Regions from separate parts of the Homo sapiens genome. Here regions 2 and 3 are each linked to region 1. A link is a loop called in an ENCODE intact Hi-C map of the cell type or tissue named here. Cell type or tissue: IMR-90. All regions are shown on one strand. Links, peaks and the distances in the headings refer to the core of each region. The heading gives the core; the rest is flanking DNA.

Region 1 (3,553 bases), core at 686-3,185:
ATTATTTTGGTTAAATTGTGGGCCTTCTGATACAAACTTGGTGAATTTGAAAGTCCTCACACACATATTATTCTACTTCATTTTCTGGGAAAATAAATCTGTTTCCTAGTAAAGAACTGTCTGGGCCTGCTGAACGGTGGTGTGTGGACCCTCATTCAACCAATACCGTGCACGGCATCTTCTTTTTCTTCTATTCCTCGCCACCTGTGGTGGTGTTGTTGTTTTTCTTCTCTATTTCCTCTCTCCCTTTCTACCCCAACTGGATCTACTTTCTCCCTGTCCCTCAGCTTTACCTGCCCACCTCCAATGATAAGACAGTATCAGAGAAAATTACCAGTATTTGTGCAACATAAAGTAAGTTTGATGAAAACCATATTAGAGAAAACAGCATGCAGAAACCTTTCCATGAAACATAGATGGACACATGACTTGTAGGCTGTGTTAAAAAACTTTAATGGAAAAATATGCTAAATGTGATGAAGTTCTTTTCTAAGTAAACTTAATATAAAAGTAATTGGGGTATAGAGGAGACTCACTGTGAGTATTCTCAAGCCTGTAACTTCCAGAGCTCGTGAAGATTTCAGCATTCCCATTTGTGACTTGCTATTAAACTCTTTTCTGCTATTTTGATGTCTCCTATTTTGACGTCCTGAATAGCAAACTTATGACCCTGATTATGCCTCAGGTCATGGATTATGAAATGGTTACCACATTCCTGAGATGTTAGGAACTAAAAGGTTGTCATATTTTCATATGTTTATGATGAGGCTATCTAACTTATACCAGTTACCAATTTTTTTTTTTTTTTTTTGAGATGGAGTCTTACTCTGTCACTCAGGCTGGATCTCAGCTCACTGCAACCTCTGCCTCCCAGGATCAAGTGATTCTCCTGCCTCAGCCTCCCGAGGAGCTGGGATTACATGGGTGCACCACCACACCCGGCTAATTATTTTGTATTTTTAGCAGAGGTGGGGGTTTTGCCATGTTGTCCAGGCTGGTCTCAAACTCCTGACCTCAGGTGATCTGCCCGCCTCAGCCTCCCAAAGTGCTAGGAGTACAGACGTGAGCCACTGTGCCCTGCCAAATTTTTAAAATGTCTTTATCAATATGCTATGTGTTTTTTAATGCAATCCGAGATCAAGTGTTTGATAGAAATGATAAATTCGGGCTGGGCGCGGTGGCTCACGCCCGTAACCCCAGCACTTTGGGAGGCTGAGGCAGGCAGGTCACCTGAGGCCAGGAGTTCAAGATCAGCCTGGACAACATGGCAAAACCCCATCTCTACTAAAAATAGAAAAAACTTAGCTGGGTGTGGTGGTGGGCGCCTGTAATTCCAGCTACTCGGGAGGCTGAGGCAGGAGAATCACTTGAACCCAGGAGGCAGAGGTTGCGGTGAGCTGAGATCACACCACTGTACTCCAGCCTGGGCGACAGAGTGAGACTCCATCTCCAAAAAAAAAAAAAAAAAAAAAAAATTGCTGTAGGCATGTTTTTCCAGGTTTGATTTTTTTCCAGAGAGAAGTATGCACAAACAGTTAACACTGTTACAGTGTGAGCATCAGGATGGAGTTATCCAAAACTCAAAAGAAGCCTTTTTCTTTAAATAGTTTGTCAAATTGTTTGTTTTTCGGGGGGTGGGGGATTTGAGGGAGAGGGCATGGTGTTAATAGGATGGCTAAACGGTGGTGGATCGGGTCTTCTGTTCTGTTCAAGTGAGAGTGTTAAAGTTGTGAGAAGACCTAGTGTTGAAGACAAACGCTGTGGTATTCTGAGAGGGAGGGAAGCAGAGAAGCTCAGGCCGGGGGCAGGTTCACATCAGGAGGTCCATTTTTGAGTCTTGGCTCCATTACTTACTGTTTACCTGAGCCAAGTTGCCATTCTTCCTGAGCCTGAGGTTTTTCAACATAAAATGGGGAATTTGAAAGGTCAAATAAATTAATTCATAATATTTGTGTTGTCTGGTTTATTATAAACGTTGAGTCCTATGGAGAGTTTAGAGATGTTACCATTCATATTTTTATGATATATAGAACAGCTTAAAGCTCCCCCTTTGGTGTAAGTATAGTATATACAGGTATAATGTTCTGAATAAATTACTTCAGTTATAGTTTGTGAAACCTGATTATAGCTGATACTCTGGAAATGTAACTCAGTTGTAGTCCAGAATTTTATGCTCAAGGTGGTGCTGTTTCCCCATAAATCTGATGATGTTTTACATTTTATCTCTATCTGTTCCAAATCAAGCAAATAACTGGATATATGTCTAGGGCCATTTCGGCCTTCCACAGTCCCCCAAGCCATCTTTCCTTGTGAGACCCCACCCAAAATCATGTCATAGAAATGTGTATTTACCCCATATTCACTAGAACACATGTGGGAGCTTAAGAGTTGAGTATACCAGTGGACCTGTTCAACATTTTGGAAGACATTTGTTAAAAAATACTTTAGATACTACAGCTTGCTTTTTGTATTTTAGAGTCAGTTTGTTTTTAGGTCAGAAATATTTGAAAAGCTTGTAAGCCCTGGCTCCTAATGGAATAAAGGACCTAATATAGTTCTTCTGCAAACTGATTACGTTACAAGGGAAAATACTCATTTCGAACTTATTTTTGCTCATAATCTCTTTCCGGGCCGCCATATTAATCATTTCCTACTTGTTGTCAGAAACCAGACGTGCATTTCATAGATGTGGTCGTTGTGTGTTTGATGTGAATTGTTTTGTTTTGTTTGTTTTTAGATCCGGGGATTTCTTTCACGGTTTGATAATGTCCTTCCCGTCAGCCTGGCATTTGACAAATGTACAGCTTGTTCTTCCAAAGTAAGTCATTTTGTATTGGAGGGACTTGTTTTTAAAAGTGAGCGGGTCAGCATTTGACCGCAGCCTCACCAGCTGGAGCCCTTGAAACCAACTAAGGGCTTTTTGTGGGGGAAGGGTGGGGTCTAAACCCTCAGAAAGGACTTTGTTTTCATGGATCTGTATTCATTCTCACAGTGGTTTAAAACCAGCCTGAGAAAATGTGTAGGGAGACTGAGTTAAAATATTTCAACTCTGTATCAATACTTGCATCATGCTAATTTTGTCTTGAATTTGAACTTTACTGCTCTTTGTTCCTCCCCAGAGGGTTCCCTCCTAGCCAGGACCCTCATAGAGCAATTTTTTAAAGCGTTACTCTGAGGGTGAGGCGGCCCTGGCTATGCATCTTCTGCAGATCCACATAATTACAAAGAAAAAGTAAACAGAGATTAGGGGCCTGGATGGGGAGCCACTAAAAGGGCCCCTTCAGCTTTGATCTTTCCAGAAGCTCTAAAAATAGAGCTGGTATGTTAGCCATCGTAATGTGAAACGGCTGATATATCTCAAAACTACAGTGATGGCATCTCGTGTTTTAATAGGCTTTCGGATACCATCTGAGTGATTTTTACATGCACACTGTATGTGATAGCTGATTTCCTTTCAAGTGTTCCTTTCAGCCTTCTGCTGCCCAGCGACTTGACCTGGGCTTTTAAGGCTCATGATTGCTGATAAGTAAAGATTTTCATGTTGAAGTGCTAT
Region 2 (3,553 bases), core at 585-3,084, 340 kb after region 1:
CTGAGGAACATTAGACAGCATTTTAGCACCATACTTACGGGCCACTGTAAATAGCAAAATCCCCAATAAAAAGCACAAAAATGGGCAGGGTGCAGTGGCTCACACCTGTAATCCCAGCACTTTGGGAGGCCGAGGCAGGCAGATCACGAGGTCAGGAGTTCAAGACCAGCTTGGCCAACATGGTGAAGCCCCGTATCTACTAAAAATACAAAAATTAGCCAGGTGTGGTGGTGGGTGCCTGTAATCCCAGCTACTCGGGAGGCTGAGGCAGGAGAATCACTTGAAACCGGAAGGTGGAAGTTGCAGTGAGCTGAGATCGCGCCACTGCACTCCAGCCTGGGCAACAAGAGTGAAACTCTGTCTCAAAAAAAAAAAAAAAAAAGCACAAAAATATATAAAAACATGTTACTAAATAGACTGCAAAAAGCACACTTGTTTACAGCATGAGAGCTCAAACAAGAAGGCAGGGTAGTGCCTTGTCTGAGCTCTACTGGGAACATGTGCATTGGGAGGCTCAAATTTTTCCCCATACTGCACATGTCCACAAATGTCGAAGAAAGTGTCAGAGGCATTGATTTGGGGCTTACAAATAAATTTTAGTGAGTAGACAAATTTATAAACATGGAACCACGAAAAATGAGGATCGACTATATCTGGCTATTAGACCTGAGGCATGAGACACAGAAAGTACATTCTACAAAGTTTTCTCTCTTTGCAAAAGTGCTATTATTCTGTATTTCAAGAAGGTATAATTGTTCTGGTTTTAGCACCTCCTACATTCCTTTTCCTACCTTGGCAGTTTGTATCTGCCAAATCTTGCATCAAGATTTTGCAATCTAGTTCTTATGATACTGGGTTTTTTTTTGCGGGGGGGTGGTTTATGTGGACAGATCCTAAATGCTACAGATTAGCAGCATTCACTTTACTCTTCTATTAAACACCCACCCATAGCTTCATTAACTTTAGGTGAGTTCCCTGAAAGAAGCACAAATGAGCCTCAGTTAACATACCTCGAAGAAATTTCTTAACTCACACACACAAAAAACTTTCTCTTTCACCAGGTTCTCATAGCTGCAACAGCTCATCTCACACAAGCAATAAGCAGACACATTGGTATGTTAAAATCACCACACCAAAACAAGAAGGCAATACCCTGCCTTCTTGTTTGAGCTCTCATGCTGTAAACAACTGTGCTTTTTGCAGTCTATTTAGTAACATGTTTTTATATATTTTTGTGCTTTTTTTTTTTTTGAGACGGAGTTTCACAATTTCAGTGACGTTAAAATTTTCCCGTGTATTTTATTTTTCCTTCCTGAGCTTACAACTTTTAGTACTTTTGTTAGGTCATGTTCAAAGTTACAAAACAACTTTTATTGTTAACCTACTCATTATTTTACTAAGGCAAATTAAAAGCTGCACAGCAAAACTCTCCAAGACAGATACCTAGAAGAGACACGAAATAAACTCTCCCTTTGGATTTGTTTTGGCAACCACCAGAGACTGGTAACAGGGCTGCCTCCATAAGGAGTTAAGAGGAATTTCCCACTACAGATTTTTTTTTTTTTTTTTTTTTTTTGGTACAGTTGGGAGCCGGGAGTCTCTCTGTTGTCCAGGCTGGTCTGGAACTCCTGGCCTCAAGCGATCCTCTTATCTCAGCCTCCCAAAGTTCTGGGATTACATAGGTGAAACACCGCGCCCGGCCCAGAACATTTAAAAGTGAAAGTTTTTACATAATTATCATGTCTGTAAGAAGTGTTAAAATCTTCAGATAAAGTCATAATTTTAAATCAGTTGGGGGATAGCAGTAACAACTGTGTTTATGTAGCTCTTTCAAAGCTTCAAAGAATTTATAAATAACACAAAATACTTTCAAAGCACATTATTCTCTGTAATTCCTGAAACTCTGTGATGTATTGGAACTAATATTACCACCCTTTTACAAAGGAAAATAAGATACAAAGTTTGAGTACGAGTAACATTTCTGGTCATAAATCTAGTCAGTGACACTGATAGGACTAGAACTCAAGTCTCCAGAAATAATAACCCAGAGCTGTTTTTACTACAACATTCACAGTTTTGGAATGTAGTCCATAGTTATTTATAGCAGAATTATCTTCTTAATTGTATTGTGTTTTGGTCAACATAAAAATTAGTTTGCATTCACTTCCAAATGGAAAGCAAAGGCAGGCTGCCCAGAAGTGTGAAAAAACGGTGGCCGGGGAAATTAGCCTGGGATTAAAATTTTGCCAAAGTTAAACAACGAATTGAAGGGTTTACATCATTTCCACCGTGGGGGAGATGACTTTTCAGGCCAGATGTAACAGGAAATACAAGAAAAAATTCAAAACTGTCTTGAGTGTAAGACAAGAAACTTCTGAATCAAGTATTTCTAAATCCTTTATTTAAATTGAGAGCATTGGGACTTAGAGATAATAAATAACTTGTCCCAAGATCACACCACAGGGACAGCTTTACTGCTCCGACCCCAAAGGTCTCCTTAAACTGCCCACTCTACTCCCTCCCAGTCATGCGCAGACTCTTCATTAGATGCAAGCAGGAAACAATGAACAGTACAAGTCCGTGGACTCAGCGAGTAGAGAAAGAGTTAAAGTTTGGTATGCTAACATGGTATGCAAAACTGACCTTCAAATCCTAATAGGCAAATTAATTTTTTTTTTGTCTTTGACTATTTAGAGGAAACAACTGCCAGACTCCTTCTGAGTAGAGGTAGGCTTGGGTATAGAACAAGATATTAAAACTCCACAAACTGGGAGACAGTGCCTTTCAAAGAGAGGGCAACCAGCTGTTGATAAAACCCAGCAGAACCGCCTCCACTTCCCCACACCCCTACCCTCCCGCGCCAGGCTGCTGGTTCTTATTAATCACAGAGAAGGGACTACAACTAGCAAACATACAGCACCGACGATCAAAGTGAAACCGATTTTTTAATCATCTAACTTAAACAGACGAACACATGCCAGCAACGTACATAAATACGAATAGCCCCAGCAAGCACTGTCTTCATAACCTAAGACAGTTAAATGTCTCAGGGTGATGAATCAAAGGAGACTTCAAGCAAAACAAAAAGCGAACAGCCCTGTGCTCTTCCGCGAGGCCTGCACTGGGTGCAGGGAGAGTGTGCAGTCCTGTTTTGGGGACCGGGCAGGAAGCACAGGAAGAGTACGGTGCCCCTTCCCGCAGTCCACATCACAGCCCTCCCTGAGGCCGGCGGGGACCGCGGGGTGCCAGGCGCGGGCCTCCTCGCCCGCCCCGAGCCTCCGACTCCCAGGACGTCCTCCGGGAGCCTAGGCGCTTCCGCTCCCACCGGCGCCTCCCGAGCGGCCCGGCAAGGACCCGCCACCTCCTCCCTCCCGCAGGGCATCCCGGTTCTGCTCCGACAGCCCACCCCAAGGCCCCTCTCAGGCCAGCCCTCGCCCAGCCCGGGTCCCGCCCCGCCGACCGGGTCAACCGCACTCACCGCCCGGCGGCTCTGGGCGCGCCCGCCTGGGGCCGGCCTGGCCCTGCGGGGGACCCAGGGGCGGGGACGGGACCT
Region 3 (3,553 bases), core at 585-3,084, 150 kb after region 1:
ATCGCAGTCAGTCACTTACAGTCACCAATATCCGGGAAGTCAGATGGTCACGTACCTCCTATGTGTCAGCCATCATCAGAGACCTTGAGAAGCCTACAGAGAAAAATGCTTACCTCTGATATCACAGTCTGACATAGAGTCTACCAGAGGACACAATACAAAATGCATATAGAAAGTTAAAATAGTTTGGGCGCAGTGACTCATTCCTGTAATCCCAGCACTTTGGGAGGCTGAGGCAGGAAGATCCACAAGGTCAGGAGTTTGAGACCAGCCTGGCCAATATGGTGAAACCCCATCTCTACTAAAAATACAAAAATTAGCCGGGCATGGTGGTGCGCACCTGTAGTCCCAGCTACTCGGGAGGCTGAGGCAGGAGAATCACTTGAACCCAGGAGGCGGAGGTTGCAGTGAGCCGAGATGGTGCCATTGCACTCCAGCATGGGCGACAGAGCAAGACTCCATCTCAAAAAAAAAAAAAAAAAAAAAGTTAAAACAGCATTATGAGAATAAAATCACAATTCAGGGACACAGCAGAAGATAAGTCATAAATAAGATGTTGGACTCATGACTGCATATTCGGTCAGACTGTCAGCTGGAGGGAGAGAGGTACAGATAGGCTTTCTGCAGAATGGATGGGAACTGCAAAGGTGGGCCTGGAGGACATTTCAGGTAGAAGAAATACCATATGGAAGGCACTGTGGAAAAAAGGGGGCGGTACATTCAGGTGACAGTGGAAACTACACGTGTAGGTGGACAGGAGGGCATGGGAGGGGGACGGGGCAAGGAAGGCCTGGGAATGAAGAGGCTGAGGCTGACATCCTGGGGCACCTCCAAAGCCAGCCAGGTTGAAGAGTTGGGAGTTTGCTTTGTTTTTTAAGACTTAACAAATAAATATTTAAAGATAATATATAGCCCTTTTTGAAAGTAATTAAGATCATTGATTGGGAGGAAAAATCCAATAACATTTAGGAACCGTAACACAAGAGAAGCTGCTTGCCCCTCCTACCACAAGCAGTAAAGCCTATAGATGACATTGATTTTATGTTCCCAGATACGTGGCTTCAAACAGAGAATTGTTTTAAGTCTTAGTCATATGAATGAAGGGCCTTCTTCAAAATCAGGACTTAGAAATACAGCAGCTTGTCCTGTTGGCCTTGGGCTGGTAGTCAGATGAGGTCAAGGGCTTGTTTTCATGAGGGAGACTTGTTAAATACTTGGAAGTATACGATGTTATCAGCAACGTGAAGTTTGTCCCTGTGACCACCTGGCTCTTGAATACCACAGCCTTAAAAATAGGGAACTTCTTGATTTTTTTCTCATAATTGAGGCTTCACCTGGTTAGCAACGTCCTGGTCTCTTCAGTGGCAAGCATGGCAGGGGACACCCCACACGTCATCGTGGTAGCAGTGGGAGGGGACAGGGCAGAAAGGACCAGAGAGTTGATGTCTCTGCCCGAAGGTACCAAGGATGCTGAGATGGCTCTGTGCTCGTCAGCCCCTCAGGTGTTGGCTCTGTCACCTTTTGCTCCTTTGCCCTTTTCTTACTCACCCTAGCATGACCCATCTGCACCACCATCCTCTTGCCCAGGAGACAGGAGGGGCCCAGAGACTTCCTTCTCACTCCTTTTCTTTTGAAAGTGCATGTATGTGTTTTGGACAGAGGAGGACCTTCTACTTGGATCAGAGGTGTCGTTGGCTTTTTTGAGGACGCCTCTCGGTCTTGGCTGGAGGGTGGTGGTTGCAGGCAGGCCTGAGAACTGGATGACCCATGCAGAAAGAGCCAGCACAGATGTGTTATAATACCCTTCCCACCTCAGCAGACATGACTAAACAAACTCTGTCTGCTTTGAACAATTAAAGCATTTGTCAGAGCGGCTCCCAGAGAGAGCGAGGCCCTGCAAGCAGTGGCATGCTCTCAGAGGAAAGCAGTGTGTGTGCGGTGCGCGTGCAGTCCCTGTGCTGTTAGCAGGCTGCCTGGCCGTACTCCGAGAAGCACTCTGCATCGCCACCTTCTGCATTTAAACAGCCAGAATGACCTGAGCTTGGGTACAGGAGTGTAGCTTCCAGACTGTCTTTCATCAGTTTTGAGAAACTTGGATGCTGAATTGGGAAATGATGATTTGCTTTAAAGAAATGCAAGAAATGCAAAGATAAATACAAGAAAAACCCCAATTCTTTCCAGTCGGCACCCATTCCAGACTTGATGGTGAAATGAATCCCCTCCTCTGAGACCAACCGCTGTTGCCCTCCTGACCCCACCCTCCAGCAGTGACCCCCACTGAGCCAGTATCTTTCTCTCTTCAATCCTTCTTAATAATAAATAATAATTTCCACGTTCTACCTTTAAAATGAAGCCTGAGCCTGTAATCCCAGCACTTTGGGAGGCTGAGTCAGGCAGATCACTTGAGGTCAGGAGTTCGAGACCAGCCTGGTCAACATGGTGAAACCTTGTCTCTACTAAAAATACAAAAATTAGCCAGGCGTGATGGTGCACACCTGTAATCACAGCTACTTGGGAGGCTGAGGCAACGGTGTTGCTTGCCCCTGGGAGGCAGAGGTTGCAGTGAGCCAAGGTCACGCCACTGCACTCCAGCCTGGGTGACAGAGTGATACTCTATCTCGGAAAATAATAATAATAAAATGAAGACTGCCTTCCTCACTCACCGTGGTCCTGGCTAAGTGTCTGCTCACCACAGGACTATGGAGTCGGCAGAGCGGGCTTCTTGCCTCTCTGGCTGGTTGGCAGGGAAGGGCTGAGGCACAGAGAAGTTATTCTCCTGCCTGGTGCTGTCAGCAGTAGGTACAGAGTCAAGACTAAAACCCCGTTGTTCTGCCCCAGGTCTGGCAGTCTAGAAGAAGGGGGGGCTGTGCAGGGTACCCAGCCAAGGCAGAGTCCAGAGGAAGTCAAGGAAGAGTATGAATGTGAGTGTGGGGCAGGGAGCACTGTGCATTAGCCTGAGAGGTGGGGGGCACAGAGGAACAGGTCACTTAATGCTTGGCACTTAGGTCTGAGCCTGTTTATGAATGCACTGGGGTGCAACCCACCTGGCAAGGCAAAGCACCTTCCTGAGGTCCCACCACCCCCTGTGTGCCAGTCCATTACTGGCTGGCATTAGGGTGCTCACCTCTCTGTAGATTTCCTTAAGCCCAAGGGGCAATCACATGGTCCGCAAGTCTGCATATTGGTTTGCACTAAACTCTACCCTGACAACATACCATAAAAATGGTCTAGGCCAGGTGCAATGGCTCATGCCTATAATCCAGCACTTTGGGATGCCAAGGGAGTTGGATTGCCTGAGCCCAAGAGTTTGAGACCAGCCTGGGCAACATGGCAAAACCCTGTCTTTGCAAAAAATTAGCCAGGCATGATGGCACATGTCCGTAGTCCCAGCTACTCGGGAGGCTGAGGTGGGAGGATCACCTGAGCCCAGGAGGTTGAGGCTGCAGTGAGCCCAGATCCTACCACTGCACTTCAGCCTGGGTGACAAGAGTGAGACCCTGTCTCAGGAAAAAAAAAAAAAAAAAAAAAGTCTAATAACAGAGCAGCTAACATT

What was found. A loop is a pair of places that touch in the nucleus more often than their neighbours do. Peaks named below come from ENCODE experiments on the same cell type or tissue, not always from the same donor. Only the 100,000 strongest peaks of a DNase experiment are listed, where the experiment ranks them.
Region 2: a loop joins it to region 1, with 4 times the contacts of the local background. A loop is called at or near these places in 10 of 110 quality-filtered maps.
Region 3: it touches region 1 in a loop (3.0-fold over the local background); 15 of 110 quality-filtered maps call a loop at or near these places.

What each region holds. Positions count from the first base shown.
Region 1 is chr3:11,377,235-11,380,787 of GRCh38, forward strand. It overlaps ATG7 (autophagy related 7), which reads left to right. Exons shown (of 21, transcript NM_001349232.2): 19 at 2,738-2,818. Among named protein-coding and RNA genes, the nearest start is that of ATG7, 110 kb to the left of the region's middle. In IMR-90, for the core only: a CTCF peak has its summit at 2,171; a DNase peak (open chromatin) is centred at 2,197; H3K27ac peaks cover 241 bases.
Region 2 is chr3:11,715,939-11,719,491 of GRCh38, forward strand. It overlaps a transcript of VGLL4 not described here. Among named protein-coding and RNA genes, the nearest start is that of VGLL4, 74 kb to the left of the region's middle. RefSeq lists a silencer at 3,120-3,553. In IMR-90, for the core only: no CTCF peak of the experiment used is centred there; no DNase peak of the experiment used is centred there; H3K4me3 peaks cover 1,009 bases; H3K27ac peaks cover 1,174 bases.
Region 3 is chr3:11,528,361-11,531,913 of GRCh38, forward strand. All of the region lies in intron 20 of ATG7 (autophagy related 7), which reads left to right. It also overlaps the pseudogene CSTBP1. Among named protein-coding and RNA genes, the nearest start is that of VGLL4, 110 kb to the right of the region's middle. In IMR-90, for the core only: a CTCF peak has its summit at 2,001; a DNase peak (open chromatin) is centred at 1,941; H3K27ac peaks cover 1,568 bases.